2 separate regions of the Homo sapiens genome follow, and region 2 is linked to region 1. The links are chromatin loops, found by intact Hi-C in ENCODE. Cell type or tissue: natural killer cell. All regions are shown on one strand. Links, peaks and the distances in the headings refer to the core of each region. The heading gives the core; the rest is flanking DNA. Region 1 overlaps JARID2 (jumonji and AT-rich interaction domain containing 2). Region 2 overlaps JARID2 (jumonji and AT-rich interaction domain containing 2).

Region 1 (12,071 bases), core at 2,751-10,750:
GCAACTATAAAAAGTTTTACAGGGCACCAGTGCCTGCTTGGGAAGTTGATCTTTGTCTGTCTCTTCTCTGTGTGAGTAAAGCATTGTTTGATCCAGTGCTTGACTTTGCCATGTTCCTGTGTGACGCTTATGCCAAGTTGCAGTAGTCAGGACCTCTACTTCCAATAATAGGCAGCACCTGCCACTTACAGTATGGTCAGTGAACTGAGGGATTTGCACAGGCCCTTATTAGCCTGGCGTGGTGGTGGGCACCTGTAATCCCAGCTATTGGGGAGGCTGTGGCAGGAGAATAGCTTGAATCCAGGAAGTGGAGCTTGCGGTGAGCTGAGATGGTGCCACTGCCCTCCAGCCTGGGTGATAGAGCAAGATTCCATCTCAACAAAAACCCAAAAAACCTGCTAGCTCTTTGAAGGGACAGATGAAGGAATTAGTGGGCAGAATTTTTGAACGGATGTTGTAAATGTTTGTGATAAGGCCTTGTTAAATGTATTTCTATTTATTTAGTAAACACTGAGTTCTTAGAATTTTTCAGAAGGTTGTTCCTAGCCAGGGAGACAGGTATACAAACTGATCATTGGTATTAGGCAGTGTCATACAGGCAGACTTGACCTCTCTTGACCTCCTAAGAATGGTCCTTGAGACTGGATGCTTCCTTACCAGAAGATGAAGAGTCCTCACAGCCTGTGCCGGATTTCTCACTTTCTGTGGGAATGTGTCTCCCTGTTTCAGAATCAATTTGTGCTCTTTTGTTGTTCTGCTTAAGTGGGTATGTCATAGCATCTGGCCAACTCCTCTGCTATATTTGTCCTCTGAACACAAAAGGGTTGCATGCAGGCCAGTGGCCTGGCATTGGCTGCCAGGAGGGACCTGCTGGTCACAGGGCACCAATGCCTGCTCCGGAAGTTGATCTTTCTCTATCTCTTTTCTGTGTGAGTAAAGCATTGTTTGATCCAGTGTTTGACATTGCCATTTTCCTTTGTGACTCCTATGCCAAGTTGCAGTAGTCAGGACTTCTACTTCCAATAATAGGCAACAGCTGCCCCTTATAGTATGGTCAGTGAAGTGAGGGACTTGCACAGACCCTTTTGAAAGCTTCCAGGAAAAGGAAGGCCAACCACTTTAGGTTAGGTGCACCCCAGAGGGAAGGGAGTGCCCTTTTTTTCTTTTTTTGAGATGGAGTCTTGCTCTGTTGCCAGGCTGGCTGGAGTGCAATGGTGTGATCTTGGCTCACTGCAGCCTCCACCTCCCGGGTTCAAGCGATTCTTCTGCCTCAGCCTCCCGAGCAGCTGGGACTATAGGTGCGTGCCAGCACACCCGGCTAATTTTTTGTATTTTTAGTAGAGATAGGGTTTCACCGTGTTAGCCAGGATGGTCTCGATCTCCTGGCCTCGTGATCCGCCCACCTTGGCCTCCCAAAGTGCTGGGATTCAGGCATGAGCCATTGCAGTGCCTTTTAAAGGATGAGAAGAAATTAGGTAACAGGTCACAAGGTTAGAGAAGCAGAGTGAAAACCTGCTTACCCTAGCAAGTGAGGAGGAGTGAAAGTGCAGGGCCCAGTGCAGTGTTGTGTGTGCGTGTGCATCACATACAGATTTGCTGGAGTGGGGAGGTTGATGCAGGACATGGAAGGGAGATGAGGCTGGAGAGGTAGAACTTGCTCTGTCGGGAGTCAAGAACCAATGAATTGTAGAACCAATACATTGTACACTTAAAGCTGGGGTGGCGCGTATCCCTGATGTCGTGTGACTTTAGTGTGAGGGCCTCAACCCAAGTTTTGCATATAGTGAGTGATACAAGGGAAGGACTTTGTCTCCTGGAAGATATCTGGGAACTTGGGACAGAGCAGGCATCCTGGAGCAGAAGCTGTTTTAGGAAGAGAGTGTAATGAATTGAGATAACTTTTTCTTTTTTGGTGGATTAATAATTTCTTGAAAAAGGAAACCTATAAATCCAAATTCAAGAATTTAGATAACCTGAGAGCGATTAGAAACTGCCTAGCAAGGTCTTTGCCTGGTATAGAACCATCTTATTACTTCATGCAGACCATTTGTGTGACCAGATGTGTCATTTCTTTTTTTTTTCTTTCTTTTTTTTTTTTTTTTGAGACGGAGTCTTGCTCTGTCGCCCAGGCTGGAGTGCAGTGACGCCATCTTGGCTCACTGCAAGCTCCGCTTCCTGGGTTCACGCCATTCTCCTGCCTCAGCCTCCCAAGTAGCTGGGACTACAGGCGCCCGCCAACACGCCCGGCTAATTTTTTGTATTTTTAGTAGAGACGGGATTTCACCGTGTTAGCCAGGATGGTCTTGATCTCCTGACCTCGTGATCCGCCTGCCTCAGCCTCTGAAAGTGCTGGGATTACAGACGTGAGCCACTGCTCCTGTCATTTCTAATAGTAATTAGAAGTTAATTTATATAGGTAATAAGATTTGTGGAGTAAAGCATTTTAGGGCCATTTCAACGGAAAACAGTGGTTCAGCATTGGCATAGGTGCTCTGTGATGTAATGGAAAGAATACTGCATTTATTGTTGGAAGTCTTGATTGGAAGGAGATTGCTGTATGATGAAGACCGGTTTCAGAAATACATGTTTCAATACTGAATAGGCCCTTTGCCACTTAGGGTTATTTATTTATTTATTTATTTTTGAGACGGAGTCTCGCTCTGTCACCTAAGCTGCAGTAGAGTGGCACAACCTCGGTTTACTGCAACCTCTGCCTCCTGAGTTCAAGTGATTCTTCTGCCTCAGCCTTCTAAGTAGCTGGGACTACAGGTGTGCGCCACCATGCACAGCTAAGTTTTGTATTTTAGTAGAGATGGGGCATCACCATATTGGCCAGGCTGGTCTCGAACTCCTGACCTCATGATCCACCCTCCTTGGCCTCCCAATGTGCGGGGATTACAGGCCTGAGCCACTGTGCCTGGCAGGGTTTTATACTTAAAAACCATTTTATACCTCACGCAGAGAAAGACCAAGGACTACACCTGTCCAGCCATTTCGTAAGGCTAGACTCTCGTGCACAAAAGTATTTCGGTAATTTTTTCAACCTCCTTTATTTTGTGATCTTGCTTCTTCTCAACCCAGAAAAGATGTTTCCCTTTAAAAATAGTCAAAATCAAACACCAGTGCCTTGGTCAGTAACATTTTTTACTTCTTTGAAGTAAATGCTATTGTTTTTTTATTCTTGGCATAATTCCTAGCCTAAGTTGCTGCACTTGGGCATTTGTAGCGTGCATTCTAATAGAATCATTTTGGGAGTATTTGAACGTTGTGCTAGAGAAGACTGCAGCAGCAAATCAATATAACACGATATTCTCTGCATCTCTCAGAGCTCCTGGTGGCATTTATCTTCCTTCATACTTTTTTATTTGTTCTTACTTAGTTTGTGGTTATGTTTTACGAGTGGTTTTTTAATGAAAAGTTGCAAAACCTAGTACAAAGATTTTCCCAAATGTTAACCATAGCATATTTGTGTGACAGTATTCTCTCTCCCTTATCCCTCCCCATCATCCTCCCCGCAACACATAGTTTTTATAATTCTGAACCATTTGAGAATATGTTGCAAATATAATATCCCCTTATCACCAAATACTTCAGTGTCTATTTCCTAAAATTAAGGATATTTTGTTCCCAAGCCATAGTTAACAATGAGGACACTAATACTGGGAGGCCTTAAAGCTGCTACCCGTGTCCCTGTAACATGTCCCCATCGTCCTCTGAGCTCTTACTTCCTGACAGACACATTAAGGTGTTGTAGGCTCATCTTGGGTGTTCCCAGCCCCCTGTCTTGATCACTTTATGGTTTTTGATGCTGTTGTAAAGGTTTTGTTTCTTAAATTTCATTTTCCATTTTGGTTTCCACTGCAGTATTCATAGCACCTCAGGGCTGGCCCTGTGGCCTTATCTTGGCTTCCTGCTTACATCCTGTGACTGTCTCCATCCTCAGAGTGTCCCCTCCTAGTTTGAGTAACTGCAGTGAATCTGAGAAGTCCTGCAGTCTTTCCAGTCTGTCCTTGTCATCTAAAACATCTCCATAGGTGTCGTGACAACCAGATGTTTGTAGGTATTTCTTTTTAGTTGTCATTCATTGACTGCTTATCTGGTTATTATTATTTTTTAAATTATAATTTTTTTGAGAAGGAGTCTCACTCTGTTGCCCAGGCTGGAGTGCAGTGGTGTGATCTTGGCTCACTGCAACTACCACCTCCTGGGTTCGAGCAGTTCTCTGCCTCAGCCTCCCGAGTAGCTGGGATTATAGGCGCCGCCACCACGCCTGGCTAGTTTTTGTATTTTTTAGTAGAGACGGGGTTTTATCGTCTTGGCCAGGCTGGTCTTGAACTCCTGACCTCATGATCTACCCGCCTCGGCCTGGGATTACAAGCATGAGCCACCGCCCGGCCTGGTTGTGTTTTTATAAGTCAGGGTCCTTTCCCAGACCTCCACATACAGCACTCTTTTTTTTTTTTTTAAACTAAAAGTGTTTTTTTGTATGGATGGGATCTCGCTGTGTTACCCAGGCTAGTCTTGAACTCCTGGCCTCAAGCAGTCCTCCTGCCTCAGCCTCCCAAAGCACTGGGATTTACAGGCATGAGCCACCGTGCTTGGCCAGCAACTAGCTTGTTAAGGATGTTTGGCCCCTACTCAGTGGGGTTGGTAAGCTCACCTCATCCTTTCCTTTACAGGATCTGTGGCAAATCCTAGCCCCCTTTGAATCCTTTTCAGACTTCGTTTCCCACAACACTCCTGTCAGAGTTAGCAGGAGAGTGGAAACAAGTACTAGATTATTTAGTAGACCCTAGATTTTCTCTACAAATGTAAAATGTTATTTTTACTGTTGAAAATCAGCATATGTGTAGTACAGAAAATTTAGGAAGTGGAAAAAGAAAAAAAAAAAGACTGGGAAACTACAACATTCTTAATGCCCTCTTATATTTATTCAATGAAATCTATGCACAAGTAGATCTAAGACAATTGAGTCAGGTTTAAAATGTAGTATGTTTTCCTTTCCTCTTCTTAGGAGCTCTTTAGCAGAAACATAGTAGCCAAGACATTTTAGGGAGCTTACCCAACTTTTTCTTGATATGTAGCAATAGAAAATGGTGTAATCAGAATGCAGTCAAAATTGCATTTGAATTGTAGTTTAAGTCATTTCTTTTTATTTGATTAATTTGCTTTATTAAGTATCTTCTGGATTCCGCTCTCCTATGCTTGCAAAATAGTAAAAGAGAACAAATTAGAAAGAGAAGAAAATATTTTCGCGAGAAATGACTGCTAGTTTTCATTAGCAGTTGTTAGTGCAATGACAGTTCTGATAAGGTTCCCAAGAGCACTCATTGCTACAGTGAGAACTCAGAATTCCATGGGTATCTTTTCGGGCTCGGTGGTTCACGCCTGTAATCCCAGCACTTTGGGAGGCAGAGGCGGATGGATTATCTGAGGTCAGGAGACCAGCCTGGCCAACATGGTGAAACCCCGCCTCTAGGAAAAATACAAAAATTAGCTGGGTGTGGTGGTGCATGCCTCTAGTCCCAGCTACCCGGGAGGCTGAGGCAGGAGAATTGCTTGAACCCAGGAGGCAGAGGTTGCAGTGAGCTGAGATCATGCCACTGCATTCCAGCCTGGGCAACAGAGTGAGACTCCATCTCAAAAAAAAAAAAAAAGAAAAAATTTCCTTGAGTTTCTTATGTTTTGTTAACTTTCTGTTATTTGTACGGTTGAAACCTCAGAGGATTAGGATAATTGCCTTTTCCAGTTTCCCTGAGCTGCTGAAAATAAACTTTCATATTTTTACTCTCCATACTCAGTATAGTTTACATCTTTAAAAGTGAACATTTATACATGTATTACTTACAAAAACACTCCCTTCTCTCAGTAAAGACCCAAATCAATCCACTAGCAAACTAGAACAAGAGAAGTTAGTGCTGGGTATCCTTAAATGTGTTCTGAGAATGATTTTATTTGCGGGGGTGGGGGGCGGGTGGAGCAGAGAGGATGCTTTGGTGGTGAAATAATTTTGGGGTGCTTGGGTTCTAAGAGGATCATGGTGTACACGAACACATCTGAAGGAAAGAAACCTGGCTATCTGTACCCGACATTTGTCAAACTTCACTGACCCGTGAGCCTTAATTTTGAATACAACCCCTTGGACATAGGGTTCTCTGGAGCCTCCTTTGAGAAGGACCAAAGTCTTGTAAAGAACGTTGAGTGTAGTTTTTGTCCCTGCTGCCACCACCTAATTTGTAAGGATGAGGGCATCAGTAGGTAGCTTGTAATCTTCATTGGGTTCTCAAATTTTAGGTGTGTGTACAACAGAGGTGTGTTTGGTAGAGGAAGGGATGACTGGGATCATGAGTTAAGGTCTTGCATACTGAGGTGGTGGGGCAGTTTCAGAGGGAACCAAAACATTTGTTGAGTCCCAGCTTTTCATCAGGACTCCTGTGCTTTGTGTCAGAAATAGATGCCATCCCTTTTTCTGTAGGAAGGAATTTATAGTTTGGAGAAGGTAGAGTTGGATTTGGAACCTCAGTTGGCCTGCGTTGAGAACTGCTGGTTTCCTGCTCAGTTAGGCCAGTTAGGGGGAAATAAGAAGACTGCCAAAACCTGTGGCTTGTGTCTCAGTTCCCTTTCTCCAGCCACTGCACCAGAGTTTGGGCGCCACACAGATGGTTCTCAGTGGCAGTTCGCAGAGCGGTCCTCATTTGGCCGGAAGCTACTCAGGCAGCCTCTGTTTCCTCACTTCAGCGGGGTGGGCTTGGGTGTGGGTGAAAGAGATAAGATATTTAGCAGTGAGTCATTTTTTTCTGGTAGTTTGACCTGGTTGCTTTGAGGATGATTGCTTCATCCTTTCTCGTACTTTACCCACTGTCCCTTAGGAAAATGGGGGTCCTGTCCGGCCAGTGTTGTTGGTATCTCAGGCCCTGTGGATGTGGGATTCTGCATATCTCTTGAACTGCCTGTTTCCTCCCAACCTCCAAAAGGTTATAATGTCCCCATTCTTCTATGAGTGACCAACATGGAATGCCATGTATGCTCAAAATATGATTTCTCATTGGCCCAGTGTTTGTAAGAAGAAACCTCTGATTTAGGGTGTGCTTCTTTATCTCCTGCATTTGGGGTTGGGATAGGCAGAAATCTGTTGGAAAAATTTTCCGCAGTGAAGGTTGGATGGGTGTTCTGTCCTGTTTTTAATTCTTTGACCACAGGACCTTTTCTCTTGTAAACACTTAAAAACCTCTAAGGCTAATGAGCAAAGCCTGGTGTGATGTATATTTTAAGGAAAGGTGTATAACAATACATGTGTACAAGGAGGGAAGCGGAGAAGGGCATGGGAGTAGAAGGGATCATTCCCCTGCAATTGGATAAGTGACATTTAAGCTGCATTCCATGTAAGCTTTTGGGCCTGGAAACCTTCCCCTCCCATCTTCCTGAGATACTGTGCTTGTTGTGAGCTCATTCAGAGTAATAAACTGTACCCGTAATTCATGAGCTTGCAAGGCCTTCTTTAACCGCTTGCAGCCAGGAGACTAATGACAACATTTAAAATTATAGATTGCTCATTTTGGAGTCTATCTGTTTCGAGTTATGAATGAAATTTCTTAGCCACTTACTGGACAGTAGAACCTGTTTGCAAAGACCCAGTGTCCTCATGTTGTGTGTGTGTGTGTGTGTGTGTGTGTGTGTGTGTGTGTGAGAGAGAGAGAGAGAGAGAGAGAGAGACAGAGAGGAGGGGTGGAGAAAGGGAGCAAGCAGTCCCCCCTTTATGTATGATTCTTAGAGGTGTTACAGGATGCAGTAACCATGAGGACTCTGGTGTTGCACAGAAGTTGAATTCTTACTTGGAAAGTTTAGGTCTGGGACGGAAGGGTGACAGAAAAAGGTTAAGGTTACCCACACTCTATCAGTGGTAGTTATCAATGAGTGACTGTTGGTAGACAGCAAGCAAATGATACTGGGGTAAGAAGGTTCTGGATATGAAAGAACTAGGTAAGATTGCAAATGTAGTCTCTCTATAAACCAGATACTCAAAAGCAAATGTTTAAAGCAGCGTATAAGTAACTGGGTTGTCCATAACTATTTCAGAAATGGCTACAATTACTCAAATCCCAGGTCTTTAAAAATTCCAAAGGAACAGCAAGGGCCACATAAAGAGGAAAATCTGCAAAATGGTAGGGTGGTACCTGAGTTAGCAAATGGGAACTTGAGCTCTTCTTTACTATAAAATTTTTTTCTTTTTTCACAGAGTGCCGAGAGTATTAGCAGACCTTTAATGCATTTGGAAGTGACACCATATTAATCATGTGGATTTCACTTTCTGTCATGAGTTCTATACATTTTGGCTTGAAATCAGTCATCAGTGTGATATTCAGAGGTTTACTACATCTCATTCATACCTTTATTTTTTTTCTAGCCCTCTCACCCGGGTTTCATCTGAGTGACTAGAAGTGGCGTTTATTTATTGACTGTGGAGGTTAACTTACACTGATGGATGATTGCAGTCCATTTTCCACTAAGCGAGTATTACATGAAATGAGTATTGTTGACCACATTTTATTTTCTCTTGTGGAATTAACTCAATAGTCTGTAAGTCCTTAAAAGTAGTTTTTGTGGGGTAAGTCTCTTCCTTTTCCCATAGTGATTTGATAGGAAGACTGAGTGAAAAACAATAGTTGTCTTGTATATTTGAAACGTGAGGAAAATTATGTGGATACTCAAGCATTAAATTCAAATCAGTAAATGGGGCTGCCCTCTTTGGTATGTTGGTAAACATGTTTTATTATTAGCTTGAGAAGGAAATGCCTGGTATAGTGACTAAGACTGTAATAGGGAAAGAGAACTACTTTTCTGGAGCAGTAAAAGTTTTGACTAATATAGATGATCAGTGTTTGTGAATTTTACGTTGGTATGTGTTTTTGGTCATTGGTAACTTAACAGAAAAGTATATGTCAAGAGAAAGAATAGTTTATAGCTCTTTGGACATAGGAGGGAAACGTGATACCTTTTCATCTTTCTGAATGAAAGATGATGATTCCTGATCTCAAGTCTTCATTTTACAGGTATTTTACCATTATTACCAACATGTTACTTGAAGAGTAATGAAGAGGCCGGGTGCAGTGGCTCATGCCTGTAATCCCAGCACTTTGGGAGGCCGAGGTGGGCAGATCACCTAAGGTCAGGAGTTCGAGACCAGCCTGGCCAACGTGCTGAAACCCCATCTCTACTAAAAATACAAAAATTAGTTGGGCGTGGTGGCGTGCGCCTGTAATCCCAGCGACTCAGGAGGCTGAGACAGGAGAATCGCCTGAACCTGGGAAGCGGAGTTGCAGTGAGCTGAGATTGCGCCACTGCACTCCATCCTGGGCGACAGAGCGAGACTCTGTCTTGGGAAAAAAAAAAGAGTAAGGAAGAGAAAGCTTTCCATTGTTGACTTAGTAGTTCAAAGCCTAATGGTGTTTTTGCCTTGATAATCAGGAAGATTTATTCCTATGCTTTATATTGATTGTGGTCACTGTACTTTCTTTTACATGTTTTCTTACTTTGCTAGATTTGTTAATTTTTACGGTGACCCACTTTTAGTTAAGTGAGAATTTCTTTCTAAATCAGGCTGTCCATTGCCTAGGATAGCCAACCTTAAGGCAAAGGATAACATATAACCTCATTTTGTATCTGTTTATTGTGATCACAGGTTATTTGGTGGTTATTTATTTTTTATTTATTTTTTGAGATGGAGTCTTGCTATGTCGCCCAGGCTGGAGTGCAATGGCGTGATCTTGGCTCACTGCAACCTCCGCCTCCTGGGTTCAAGCGATTCTTCTGCCGCAGCCTCCCAAGCAGCTGGGATTATAGGCACCTGCCACCATGCCCAGCTAATTTTTGTATTTTTTAGTAGAGACTGGGTTTCAGGTTGGTTTCGAACTCCTGACCTCAGGTGATCCACCCACCTCGGCCTCCCAAAGTGCTGGGATTATAGGCATCAGCGACTGCACCTGGCCCAGGTGGTTATTTTTCAAAGTGAGCAATGGTTATTAAGTTAAATGACACAGGATTTTGAGTAAATTCGAAGTTATGCCAGGAATTATAATCCTAATTGATAATTTATAAAGGTAGCCTACAGAATTTTAGGTCTTACTGTGACAAACTAGTAGCAACTGGTTCCTCGACCAGCTTTCTGGTGGAATGTGTGATGATGATGTAAGGCATTCATCCTATAGGTAGCGCACCTCGAACTTGAACATTCATAGGCATCACCTGGGGATCTTGTTGAAATGTTGCACATTCTGGGGTTCATTCTGTTTCAGGCAGGGCCTGAGGGTGTGCCTTTCAGATAAGCTCCCAAGTATGCTACTGCTTTGCCTTGAGTAGCAAGGCTATGGGCAGTAATCCTGCACGGGCAGTGTGGCTGGCCAGAGGCTTATTGCCTCTCATGCAAAGCCACTTAACTCCTGGCCTTCCCTCTTTGGTGGGTGCTTTTTAAGCCTTAGGGCTTCTTTAAAGTCCAACATTTTTGTTCATAGGCTTTCTATACATTTATTGGAAGCACTGTTTAATATGCTTCTCACCTCTTTGCCCAGCCAAATAATACCCAATGTGAGAAGAGTTGCTCCTCCTTTGTTATTATTTCAACAATGTGATTAAACAATTTGGGAATGCTTTGAATACTGACCTCCGCTCCCAAGGACAAAACCCAAACTCAATCACTATTAAACAAAACAAGCTTGTTGAACAAGGAAATAGAAGTTTTCAACAATTTGACAGTGGTATTTCAGGTGCAGAGGTTACTGTTTGTATTATTAGTGTAAGGTGCCTTCTTTTTAGTTCACCTGGGCGAATCCTGGCTGCAAGTTTAATAATCGGTAATCTTGAAACCAGCATTAAACCCAGGGCATAATTTAGTGGTTGGGAGCACTGGGTTGAGACCTCAACAACAGTGATAATTCGTTTAAGCTGTGTGACTCTAGGCACGTTGCTTATGTTCTCTGGGCCTCTGTTTCTTCAGCTGAGAGATAATCACAGTCTCAACCTTGGTCTGGGTTGCTGTGGGGATTAAAGGAGGTAATAAATGTCAACTGCTGTAAACAGTCCTAGAGTAAGTGCAGGTGATAGTGGCTACTCCCGCTAATAACCAGCCTTGATAACCAGCTGAGGGCGCAGGGCTCAGGAGCCTCAGGATCAGCTGCCCATCTCGCTGCGCAGCCTCAGTTGTCCCAGCCTCCTTTTGCTCCTTTTCCTCCCTCCTGGAGCTGGTGGTAGAGAATGGACATAATTTGCTGATCCCCCCCCCCCCCCCGCCCACCCACTGTAACTTGGTTAGTTAAACCTGCACTTTTTGGTAAAATCTGGAGAGGTGATAATTTATTCACTTTTTTTAGAGGACTCTAAAGCCAGAGGATTCTAAGCCTCCAGGCCACCTCTCCCAGTCCGTCCAAGTTGCAGACACCAGAGAGCAGCCAGCTCATGGTTACAGTCCTTCTCTGAAGCAGCCAGACAATCATCGGAAGGCCCTTCACAGACTCCCATATCTAGATGAGTGATGCTTTACTTTTGACCTTTGTAGCATGGCCTTTCCCCCTCTAACCCTTTAATCATCTCTTTAAAAAAATCAATCAACAAATATTTATTGAACGTTTCCTTGTAGGCTTTAAAATCCACCCATAGGCTGCTCTGTGACTCTTAAGGATTTCTGCCCTGCATCCAGAGAGAATGCAGTAGCTCTGGCCAATTTACTTAGTATCTGCTTTCTTAGATTATGAGCATTTTCTGTTTTTCCTGGGAGTCCATGGGTGTGTCCAGTGCTGGCAGGGGGCACCATCAGGTTGCAAGGTTGAGGTGGTGCATCTTATCTGCTTGGTGAGGTGCAGGGAGGGGTGGAGCAGCTGTTTCCAGCATGTGTTTCGCTCTCTTTATTGGCCCTTTCAGCTGACTGCTTTTTACAACCAGTTATGATGGAACATTTAAGACTTGTTTTGGGGTCACCACAACCAAGTTTTCTCTTCTCACTGATTGGCAGGAGGGGTGCCCACTGGGAGCCAGCACAAGTCTGGGATTTTTTGGTTGGACAGGGTTTCTTGCCTGCAGTT
Region 2 (12,071 bases), core at 2,471-10,470, 66 kb after region 1:
CTTTGCTTCAGGAGCTCAAGGATTATGGAAGAAGAAATTCAAACCACAGTGTGTAGGTATAGCAGCATGGTGTGACTCGCAGGTTGGTAAATAAAAACTTTTCTGAGTGGGAATGATTTTCTGCAGTCTCCCTGCAAGTCGTAGGGTTTACTCCTTTGGATGTTGCGCTGCTGTATACTTTACTGTCCCAACAGCTTTTCTGACGGTATGTCCTGCCCCTGATGTGGCATCCAGAGGTTGCTCTTCTGGATTCTTCCTGGATTCATTGACTGGAGAGAAAGTTCATTTCACTGCCACACACATATTTTTGATTTGCGGCCGCCTGAAACCTGAATAGTCTTGGTGTTGCTCAGAGAGTATCTCATGACTATATTTTTAGCTACCCGCGTGGGCAGGCCCTAGGCAGTGTCACTTCACTCACTCGGCCCCTCATTTTTCTTATTTGCATTGAAAGCCTAAGTATAAATAAGGCTATCTGTGGGTAGCGGTGGGGGGTGTGTGTTAGAGAGAGGTGGGTAGGGTTGATTATAACCTCAGCGGGTATTAGAATTTCCCCACCAGCAGTGACAGATGGATTTCTTTTTCCTTTTTTTTTTTTATTTGAGATGGAGTCTCCCAGGCTGGATTGCAGTGGCACAATCTCTGCCTCCTGGGTTCGAGCAATTCTCCTGTCTCGGCGTCCTGAGTAGCTGGGACCACAGGCACCCGCCACCATGCCTTGCTAATTTTTGTGTTCTTAGTAGAGATGGCATTTCACTGTCCTGGTCAGGTTGGTCTTGAACCCCTGACCTCAGGTGATCTATCTTCCTCGGCCTTCCAAAGTTTTGGGATTACAGGCGTGAGCCACCACGTCTGGCCGACTGATGAATTTCTAAGTCCTCCACTGTTACATTAGCAAAACCAAAACCTCATCTCTTATGAGTTAGGGCTTGTGATGTCAAATGTAGATTTTCAGAGAATGGCTCTTGAGTAATTTCTCTTTCTATCCAAGACTCTTCTGTGTTAGTCATTCTTTATATTTTATTTATTTCTATTTTATTCCTTTATAATATTTAATTAATTAATTTTTTTTGAGACTGAGTCTCACTGTGTAGCCCAGGCTGAAGTGCAGTGGCATGATCTCAGTTCACGGCAATGCCTCCTGGGTCCTGGTTCAAGCAGTTTTCTTGCCTCAGCCTCCCAAATAGCTGGAATTACAGGCATGTGCCACCATGCCCAGCTAATTTTTGTATTTTTTGTAGAGACGGAGTTTCACCGTGTTGGCCTGGCTGGTCTTCAACTCCTGACCTCGTGATCTGCCCGCCTCGGCCTCCGAAAGTCCTGGGATTACAGGAGTGAGCCACTGTGCCCGGCCTATTTATCTTATTTTTATGAGACAGGGTCACACTCAGTTGCCCAAACTGGAGTATAGTGGCTCAATCATAGCTCACTGTAACCTCAGAATGCCTGTGTTCAAGCGATCTTCTCACCTCAGCCTCTTGAGTAGCTTGGACCACAGGAGTGTGCCGTCATGCCTAATTTTAAGTTTTTAACTAATTTTAAATTTTTGTTGTTGTAGAGATGAGGGTCTCTTGCTATATTGGCCAGGGCTGTCTTGGACTCCTGGGCTCAAGCAATCCTCCTACCTTAGCCTCCCAGTGTGTGAGAATTACAGACATGAGCCACTGCGCCCAACCTAGTCTTTCTTTTTTAAAGCATTGTTTTCCCAAAGGCTCTGAAAACCTTGTTAGCCAAAAAAAGGCACAGCAAGGTCCGCCAACCTTGACTTGACTTCACTCCTGACTTTTAAATCAATACATAAAGGCTTTTGTTTATTTTTTGTTATTTTGCTCTTCAGTAAATTAGGGCACCTAAATTTATATTCTGAGTTTCGATTAAAACCACCCAACTACATTCATGTCTCTGGACTGAACTTTGGTATTTTCTCTAAGGTCTGTAACAGGTAACAGCACATTGAAAAATTCAGTGGAGGTGACTCCATTTACTGAGTTGAAAACCTTTGGATGTATTCGACTCCCTTTTTTCACACACGCCACATCTAGTCTGTCAGCCTTCTCTTGGCCCAGTGTTGTAAATGTTCCAGAATTTAACCAGTTGTCAGTCTTTGGCACCACCCTGGTCCTCATCTCTTGTACAGGTAACTGCCTCAGCCTCCCTTGTTTTTCCACACCACTGTCCCCCATGATTTACCCTCAACACTGCAGTCAGTGCTCAAAGTCTGCTACTTCTTTGCTCCGAAGTCTCCAGTGGTTTCCCATTTAGAGCAAATTTCTTATCTCCCCCACTTCCTCCTCTGTCCTTTCACACACATCACCGAAGTGTAAATGGTAAATTTCTACATACATCCACTTTGCTTATAACACACCTTTTGTTTCTTGTATGATTGCAAACTGTAAGGATAGGAAGAATCGTAACTTTGCTTCTTGATAGCCATATTTGCTTTCCCTAGCAGCTTTAACTTAAAATGAAGTTGTATGTATGCCATACCACCTTTTTTTTTGGCGGGAGGGTGGGGTCAGTCCTCATGGCTTTGGGTAAGTGTGAATTTCTTCATTAAACCCCCAACTGCCACATTATTCCAGCGTCATAGAGCTAAACAACTGCAAGAAACCTCATTCTGCATAAAGGAAGAAATGTTGGAACTGGCTGGGATGCACGGACCAAAGAAGAGGTTCAGTTTTGTTTAGGTAGCTGAAACAATGGTGATTGTTGTAAAGTATTGTTAGAGGTAGAGTTAAATCTTGTCTTTGGATTGGGAGCCCCCTTTTTTTTTTTTTTTTTTTTTCCCTGAGATGGAGTCTTGATCTCCCAGGCTGGAGTGCAGTGGTGTGATCTCAGCTCACTGCAAACTCTGCCTTCTGGGTTCAAGTGATTCTCATGTCTTAGCCTCCAGAGTAGGTGGGACTACACATGTACCAGCATGCCCCACTAGTTTTTGTATTTTTAGTGGGTTCCGCCATGTTGGTCAGGCTGGTCTTGAACTCTTGACCTCAGGTGATCTGCGCCCCCCCCGCCTCCCAAAGTGCTGGAATTACAGACATGAGCTGCCCCACCAGGCCTGGAAGAGGAGTCATTTAATTTGTCGAAAATATATCAGTTTAAGTGTTATTGAGGTCTTCTCTCAGGGTTACATAGGATCATGCATTCTTTGCAATACAGAACGAACAGCCAGCCTTAGGTCAGTAAGTGAAACAGACATAGCTGGTAAATTAAGACTACTTGTTTATTTCTAGGTGCCAACACATTGGTATGAAAAAGAATTGAGAATGGACTTTTTATTCTTGTCTCTTGAGAAAGGCAACTCTATTTACCGTAGCATTACTGTTGAAGTCATGATCAGTATGCAGTTAGTAAACACTGGCATTTGTTTGGACACGGGGTCTGACGATGAGAGCTTTTGCCCCTATGAGATGCTCATACCTTATCAATTAGGGGTGTTGGTAGTTGTGTAGAAATTAAAGCCTGTAAGGGAAGTTAGGCTGATGATAGGTCTTTATGGGCTCTGCAAGGAAATTTGGAGTTTTCTTCTGAGATTCTGGGGAGCCATGGAAAGGCTTCAGTAGGGGAAGTGGTGACATGGATGGTGTCAAATTGCAGCGTGGCTGTGTTTGTAGAGAAAGAACGTGGGGTAGATGGTTGGAATTGGGATTAGTTGGTGGTAGAGACATTTTAGGAGATTTCTTGTCTTTGGAAAGAGATGAGATTTCTGGTTTAAATAGGTATCCAAGGAATTGAGAGACAGACAGGATTACCTGGATTTTGAAAGCAAATGTCAACAATGAGAAAAAAAGTGCCAAGTCCAGTTTCGGTTTCTAGACCAGAGTAGCCAGGAAGGTGGTGTGGAGAGGGTTGTGGTGGGGAGGGAGGAGATTGTCAAGAAGATGATTTAGTAGTTATCAGTATTTAGATTATGATTGGAGATAAGGGGACGGCAGAAGAATCAAACTTGAAGGTGGTGGAGGTGATGAAACAGCAGAAAAGGTATTTTAGTGTGGCAGGAAAACCAGGGGAGAGTCCAGTTGCCGATAAAAAGTTTGCGTTAAATTTGGCAATTAGAGTGTTTCTCATGGCAGTGAGAACAGTTTTCCTGGAAGACTAGGATGAAAGTTGAATAGGCTGCATGTCTGCTGTTCAAACACCAGCACTTCTCACGTGTAATCCCTGAACCAGCAGCATTAGCATCACCTGAGAGAATCTCAGCGAAAGGAGGCTGTGCACAGTGTGTGTTCACAAGCCCTGGGAGTGTTCCTGATGTCTGCTCAAGTTTGCCACCATTGCCTTAGATAATTATTTGTTTTACACATGAGCCACTGTAAGATTCACAGAATTCCAGAATTGGAATCCAGGCTTCTTTGTACCTCTCACTCTTTCCACCTGCCACCTGTTTCCCTGTGTTGTGTCTTGGAATGGCCTTCAAGTGCCTGCTACGTGCTGGACTCATTGCTATGTCTCAGGAACATAAAAGGCGAGTAAGACACAGACTAGTCAGAATGTGATCTGTACTACTTCACACCTCTGAACCTCAGTTTCAGCATTTAAAAATGTTTGTGTGATAAGTATGCTAGTTGAAAAATGTGGAAGAGAATATGTACAGGAAATGTGTGTGCCCTGTCGCTTGGTGGACACACGTTATTAGTGGGAAATGCTTTTTGGAGGGAAAATGTGCATCAGAATGGTTTCTGGAGGCCCATACCTGTAATGAAAGGGTGCCAATCCCAGGGTGGTTATTAATTATTGGGAGGGCTGGAGGACACAGGAAGGGGTTAAGGCATATGAGACAACTTTATCTGTTTCTGGAAAAAATAAGGCAATATGTCAGTTTATGTTAAGTCCAAGGACAGAGTTTATTTGTAGACTTTCTGTTAGTGTGGAAATTTGCATGAGATAGACAAAAATAAACTGGTGGTTTGTAATATAACATGACCAGAGATAACCAGTCTTGTGACAATATACGTATACTTCTGTTTATTTCCTTGCTGGGGTTCGGGTGGGGTAGTTATTGTTCAACCAAAAAAGCCAGCGAGTCAGTCAGGCATTGATTGATCTCATAAAATGATCCCCCAGCAGTGTCCTGGGTCCTGGTGGAAGAAACAGCAGCACTAACTCCTTTCCATCACCCACAGGGCCGTAATTCTAACCAGCCCTGTCAGTAAGGGGCAACCATGAATCAAATCAAGCCTGTTTTGGCCACCCTGTGGGTACTTGGAGACTGGCTGGTGGATAGGACTGGTTTTTGTCTGGCCTCAATCCCGGAGGCTTTATTTTGTAGTGATTTCCTTAGAAAAGGATTTGAAGGTGTAGGAAAGCAGTGTGTCTTCAAGGCTTTGCAGACAGACTTTACTTCATCTTCAGGATGTTTCCTGCAAGAGGGGTTTCCTGCAAAACCCCTAGAGGCCAGATGTGCCCCACAGGACTGGAACCACTTCCAACCTGGAGAGTTGTATGAGTGGATGTCTGCACTTTGAATAGTTCTTGCCTGCTTTAGACTCTAATTTTCTTGTAAAAGATTTCTTATCTCCCACAGTTTTCTTGGTAAATGGAGTAACACATAAGGCACATAAGACTCTCAGGGACGTAGTAAAATGCACTATCACGTAACACGCAATGTCAATTGAAACCCTATCCAATTTAATGCAGATATGTCAGTGCTGTCCAAAAGAACTTCTTGTGATGACAGAACCGTTCTGTAGCTGTGTTGTCCATTGACAGGTGGTCGGATTGTGGCCATTGAGTAACTGAAATGTGACCAGCATGACTCAAGGACCTTAATTTTAAATTTTAATTGAGTTAATTATAAGTACTTACATGTGACTAGTGGCTACTGTATTAGACGGTGCAGATTAGAATGTGGCATTTGGGGATTTTTTGGGGGTATATCATAATGAACATAAAAAGGCATTAGTGATTAAAAGATCCAAATATTAGAATTTCTTTGTAAATAAATTAACATAAATTCCCAAGGAAATTCTAGTAACATAAATTCCCAAAGTGAAGTCATATATAGTTGCACACTGGCATTGGTGATATTGAACTATTTATTTGATTTGATTTTTGAAGACACTGGCCAATAATTTATTTGTAATTTGATTTCCTCGCCACCACTCCATCAGTGAAGGTACATTGACAATCCAGGTGTCTGTTAGATGCTGGAAGATAATCCTGCTGTAGATCTTGGGTCTTTTTTGATTACATTGAAAAAGCGAACCGTCAGATCCAGCACTGCAGGAGGTTTTAATGCCGTGTTGCGTGGTTCTGGCTGCTCTGTTCCCTGACTGCACCCTTTAACCATGAGCGTGCGGACGTCTTGCTGCCATGCTGCTGCCTTGACGACGGCGGATGTCTGACATGCTCAGACGCAAAAGAGCTGACTTGGCAGCTGCCCAGCAGATTTTTATAAAGGCTCAGTTGGTGGCCGGAGATTCAGCCTGTCAGAGTTGTGTTATGCAATAAATCGTTTTCAGCAGAAGTTCTTAATCCAATTTCAGCTGCAGCTTTTTTTTTTTTTAAATAGGCAGTAATCAAAGATAAGTACACATTATTTAATGGGAGTTTGGAAGAAGTAAAACTCTCCTTGCAGAAGCATTTTCAGGCCGTTTACCCTAACCTGGGAAGCATGTCTGTCTGAAGAAATTTGCTGCTTTGAAGTGCTTTTAATTTAAACCCTAGGCAAGGGAACATCATTCACAAGTTCAGTAAGTAAGTTTCTTCTCTCAAGATGTTTCCTGGCCCCTTATTTCCAGTTGTGAATGTTACTCAGGCTTCACTTTATTTGAATATTGACAGACTACTTTTTTTTTTTGGAATTAAATCAATTGGAAATTATTAGTACTACTGTTACTTTGTTAAAAGGGAAGAAAAGGTTATTTTAGACAAAGTTGAAGTTGTACCTTTCTCATTTTCCTTCATCACCCCCAACCCCATTTTTGTTTACACTTAATCTGTGGGAAGAATCAACATTCCCTCCCAATTTTTTATTTGGTGCTTTCGTTTTTCTCTCAAAGTGTTGCTGGAACAGGTTTGGCATATCAGGCAGCCACAAGTTGTTTCAAGTAGGGTGATTTAACAGCAGGTATATGAGAAACACGTTCTGAAAATAAAAGGCATTCATGTACAGGATTCCAGTCATTTATCCTTGGGAGGAGGAAATAGCAATCAATCCTTTCCTTGTCCATGGGCCTAGTTTTTTAGAATGTTTTTTTTCATTTGCTATTCAGCTCTGTACGGCTGTTGTTCAGATCCACCATCCTTAATCCCATGATATGACATTGCATGTTGGTCCTTTGGGCATTGGAGTCAGGAAAAGCACTTCTTTTTCTTTTTGAAAGTAGCCACATCCCTCCACCTGTAGAGCTCTAGCGATCTCTATATGTGGGTGGGGGGCGGGGGGGGCGGGGGGGGTGGGGGGTGGGGTTGGCAACTCCAATTGCCATGTCTTAGCATTTCTGTGAATTTTAATAAAGAGGCTCTGTGTTAGGAGATCTTCCTGCCTGTGATCCTGAGTGCTCCTTTCCTTGGTCTCCTATGGCCCCATCAATTCGAAGGCGATTTCTGCATTTCAGTTGGTTTTAGGTACTAGGGGTTGTGAAGAGCCTTTGATGTCCTGTGCCCCTGCCCAGTGGAAGCAGGATTGTTTTTTTGCAGCACCTTCCGTAAGTGCACCTAGGTTGCCACCTTCTGCCTCTTTATCACCAGGTTGTTATTTAAAACATTGGTGGGGGGTCTGAATTCCAACTTTAGAACAGATGTGTGTCACACTTACAATCCTGCTATGTCTATGTTATATTTGTTTTATAATATTTATTGTAGTGGCTTTATTTCTTTTTGGAGATATGGTTAAAAAAAAAGTCTTTGTGTCATTGTAGGCTTTTTTTGGTTTGTTTTTAATTGATTCAGATTTCCTGGAAGGGGCCTGGTAGAGTTGGTTGACCCATGACCCAGTTTCCACGAGGTATTTCCCTGTCGTTACTACCAGTGCCCTTGATTTGGGTAATAAATGACTTGACCACTCTACCTGTGAAGCATGAGTGTCTAAGGTAGTTTGCCTGCAAGTGATAGGAAATTAACTGTCTTCCATTTTTAAATAGATGTAATTGTCAGAAAATTGATTTTTAATTGATCAGAAATGTGTTTTCCTTTAACCCATGCTTTTTCATCTTTGTTTCCTTCTCCCAAATCAAGATGGCCTGAATTTGAAACCATAATAAAAACCAAGGTATGAACAAATTGCATAACGATGGTTTGCCAATTGTAGGCTAGTAATAGAAAATTCCTTCCCCTACTCCCACTTCTATCCCCACTACTAATAATAGTTTTTTTTCATATATTGTTTACATGAAGCCTCTGCAAACCAATAATTTTAATTTTGCTTTTACCTAGGAGTCAGTGTGAGTTACATATTTAACATCTCTGGCTACTAACACATTTCTGAGTTTTGAAATTTTACTTCCTGATCTGATATCTGCCATGGACTGACTACCAATGCCACATTTGCGTCAAGACTCTGGAATTCATCTCTAGAAATAACTAAAAGTTTCACGATTACTTCGTTTCCCCCATACCTTTGACTCTAAAGGGAGAAAGCAGTGGTGTGGACCTTATACTAAAGGAAGGCTGAGCAGAGAAATCATGATTATTAAATGCAGGTGGTGCTGAGCTCACTGCCCAACTCCTGCTTCCCCAGGAGAGGTTTGCTGTTAGTACAATCATGATGGAGTTTTCAAGTCTTTCCAGTCGACTCCAAGTATCATCCTCTGGGTGGCACCCATTCTGCGAGCTTTACTGACCTGGATGTCTCTGTTTTCTTGCACTAATGTACTTGAGTCCTTTTCAGAGATTTTTGAGGGCCCATATTATTGAAGAGTTGGCTGTCACTGCAGAACACCATCCTGTAAAGGCTTTTTCTTGGTGGGTGATCCAACCAACCTTGAGACAAATTATAAGAACTCTTGGTGTAGTTAGAAACTATATCAAAACAATCTGGTTTTTAAAAGTGTGGATCATGTACCTTTTTGTCTTGTAAAGCAGTTCATTAACCTGGTCTGAATACAACTTGGTTATATTATGCACACATAGCTTTCTGTCAGTGGCCTGTACAAGGTTTTAATTTTGATGTTTTTTGTTTTTTTGTCTTTAAAATGAGTAGAGGAGAGCATCACAGGAAAATAAAATTGTATCACTGGGAGCTGTGCTTTTGGTTGGATTGGATCCTTCATTTGGTTCTTGTTTCATGGTGATGCAATACTTTTACTTACTTCCTCCCCATCCCTGCAAAGAAACAGTCACCATGGAGGATATAGTTAACTGCAAACTCATGAGATCCTGCAGTGTCATGAGACTGTGCATGGAAATAGAATTATCTTCTTGTATGTGTTGGATCTGTTCTGGAGGATTATTCACATGTAATTTGAATGTATATTTAATTCTGGTTGTTGGGTTTTAAAGAGAAGTCATCCCAAGTTGAGTAACCAAAAGAGAAGGGTTTGAGAGACCGTGTCACGTAAGGAATGATTAAAGGAACTAGCATTACTTAGTGCCATACCTTTTTGGGTGTTTTCCGCTGTGCTCTTTGATCACTGAAGAGGAGTCAAAGGAAGATTTCTCAGGGTATATTTATATAGACATCTGAATTCTGACAGTAATACTGGCCGCATGGGATGGATGTTTGAAGCATTCGTCTTGGAGGTTTCATCTTTTCTTTCTGATGTATATAGGCACAGGATGGAGTCCTATTTTGCAGAGCAGAGCTTCTGAAACTTGACCGTGTACCAGAATCATCTGGGCATCAGTGCAGATTCTGAGCCCCTAGATCTGGATGGGACCCAGGATTCTGCTTTTCTAACAGGCTGCCGAGTGGTTAAGGTACAGGTGGTCTGTCTTGGAGTTGCAACACTATGGAAGGATATGTTGAATCTCTAGCCCGGACCGTCAGCTGTGGAGAGTTGTTACATGGTGTTGTCTGATAAAAGGCATGTGATGTTATCATGTGCTTACTTTCTGAGCTCTGGTATTTTATGTGTGTATTATAGAACTTGGAACAGTGAGTGGTTCTGTTCTCCTTTTTGTCTTTTAGTAAAAAGACTCACAGTCCGGGTTAGAGATAACTTGCAATGCCAAGTTGTGGCCCACAGACCACCTGTACCTTAACCACTTGGCACAGTGTTTTTTACTAATTTTAGTAAATTTTGTAAAAAAAATTATGACCATATACAAGTTTGATTCCTGACCAATTGCTCTTTTTGATAAGAAATTCTATTATTTTCAAAAGTGGCAGTAATCCTGCAGTTTAAAAGGAGCCATCACTTCTCCTCTAAAGGGCGTATTCCTGTGTCCTCTATATTAAGCTGACCAGTAAACCAGAATGCATGGGGTGCTTGGTTTTGTGGGCCATTCCAGAGTGGGCCAAGAAGAGGTCTGCACTGTCAAACCCTGACTGATTCTACCAAGGGGCCTGAAGTGGTTTACAGAGGACAAAGGGGATAATTTGGATTTTCAGACAGTGAGGTGCTAATGGGCTATTAGTTGACTTGAACATATGATTGAGAATGAATTATTGGATCTAGAGGGTCGGGCAGGAGCATCATGAGAGATTGCTGGAAATACAGGAGAAAGAGTCTGAACAGATGTAAGTGGGGTAGGGGAAGAGTAGCTGGAATCATTGGTCAACATTTAGCAAATGGGAGTGTGACAGAGTTGTTACATGTGTAAGACCATGTGGACATCTGGACTGGCACTTTTTCTTACAGAGAACACTGCAAAGTGGCTGAGGAACGAGTGGTAGCAGCCACTGTGGAGGAAGGATGTCTCCCCTAGGACACCAGCCTCTGCTGAGAATCAGAGGTGTGGCTGAGCCCCTTGGGATTAGTCTCTGTGGGGAGTGTTTTATGAGGATAGCAGTGTGACTTCTGGCACTGGATGTTAGACACTGGCAGGGCGAGTAGGGGTAAATAAATGTCAGTGGGAACAGTGAGACTGAGCTTCGTTGAGTTTGTAATTGATTCCAGAAGTATTTATTCAGCTCTTGCTATATCAGGCATGTTTTAGGAGCTGGGATACAGTGGTGAACAAGAGTAGTGATTTCCTTGCCCCGTGGTTAAATGCCTAATTAAATAAGACAGCTATTGAGAAAATGGAAAGGAAGGTCTGTATTGGGTGTATGTATTTTGAGTTTGCTTGACCTCTAATGATAGAGTTGTATCTGGGCTGTTTTTTTTTTTTTTTTTTTTTTAAAGACTTGCTCTGTCACCCAGGCTGTAGTGTGCAGTGGCACGATCTCTGCACACGATCACTGCAAGCTCTGCCTCCCAGGTTCATGCCATTCTCCTGCCTCAGCCTCCAGAGTAGCTGGTACTACAGGCGCCCGCCACCACGCCCGGCTAATATTTTGTATTTTCTTTTAGTAGAGACAGGGTTTCACCGTGTTAGCCAGGATGGTCTCGATCTCCTGACCTTGTGATCTGCCTGCCTCGGTCTCCCAAAGTGCTGGGATTACAGGTGTGAGCCACCGCGCCCGGCCATATCTGGGCTGTTTTTTAGAGCGTTCAGTACTGGTTGATCCTGAATGAAGAATGATATAGCCACAGCAGAGTTAGCATTAAACTGGAAGGATATTTCTTCTGGCCTTCCTCTCCCCCATCTTGGATAGGTTGAGTGCAGGCACACCTTTGCTGTCTGCATCTGGGATTCTGCTAGAGGATTATAAGGTAAGGATGATTCACCATGACCCTACAGTTGAGAAAGGCAGCTTAATTGGGACTATTTGGAATTATTACCTACTGGTCTATCTCTTGTGAACAGCACTGAGTCAACTCATCTACTAGATTTGTGTCTTGCATCAGCATTGAGGGAGCAGGTGACAAGTCTCAACCAGCACTGTAGATTACAAAACACTTGTGTGTTGTGTGTGTTTTAAGTTTGAATTTTAATGTGTAGCATTTGAAACCCCATAATCTGGGTCATGGATTTGCTTCTCCTGTATTTAAAGTACTTCATAGGTGTAATGAAGCTGCTTGTGTCAGTAACTGAACCTTAAATGCGCTTCCTTTCTTGTAGTTTTCATCTCACATGGTTTATGT

The links. Hi-C counts contacts between places; a loop is a spot of excess contacts. Peaks named below come from ENCODE experiments on the same cell type or tissue, not always from the same donor. Only the 100,000 strongest peaks of a DNase experiment are listed, where the experiment ranks them.
Region 2: a loop joins it to region 1, with 2.7 times the contacts of the local background. A loop is called at or near these places in 4 of 110 quality-filtered maps.

The regions. Positions count from the first base shown.
Region 1 is chr6:15,293,038-15,305,108 of GRCh38, forward strand. The region is part of intron 1 of JARID2 (jumonji and AT-rich interaction domain containing 2); the gene reads left to right. Among named protein-coding and RNA genes, the nearest start is that of JARID2-AS1, 50 kb to the left of the region's middle. RefSeq lists enhancers at 3,824-3,913, 3,944-3,993. In natural killer cell, for the core only: no CTCF peak of the experiment used is centred there; DNase peaks (open chromatin) are centred at 3,774 and 6,684; H3K27ac peaks cover 5,744 bases.
Region 2 is chr6:15,359,129-15,371,199 of GRCh38, forward strand. The region is part of intron 1 of JARID2 (jumonji and AT-rich interaction domain containing 2); the gene reads left to right. Among named protein-coding and RNA genes, the nearest start is that of JARID2-AS1, 120 kb to the left of the region's middle. RefSeq lists an enhancer at 4,808-4,967. In natural killer cell, for the core only: no CTCF peak of the experiment used is centred there; a DNase peak (open chromatin) is centred at 6,353; H3K27ac peaks cover 472 bases.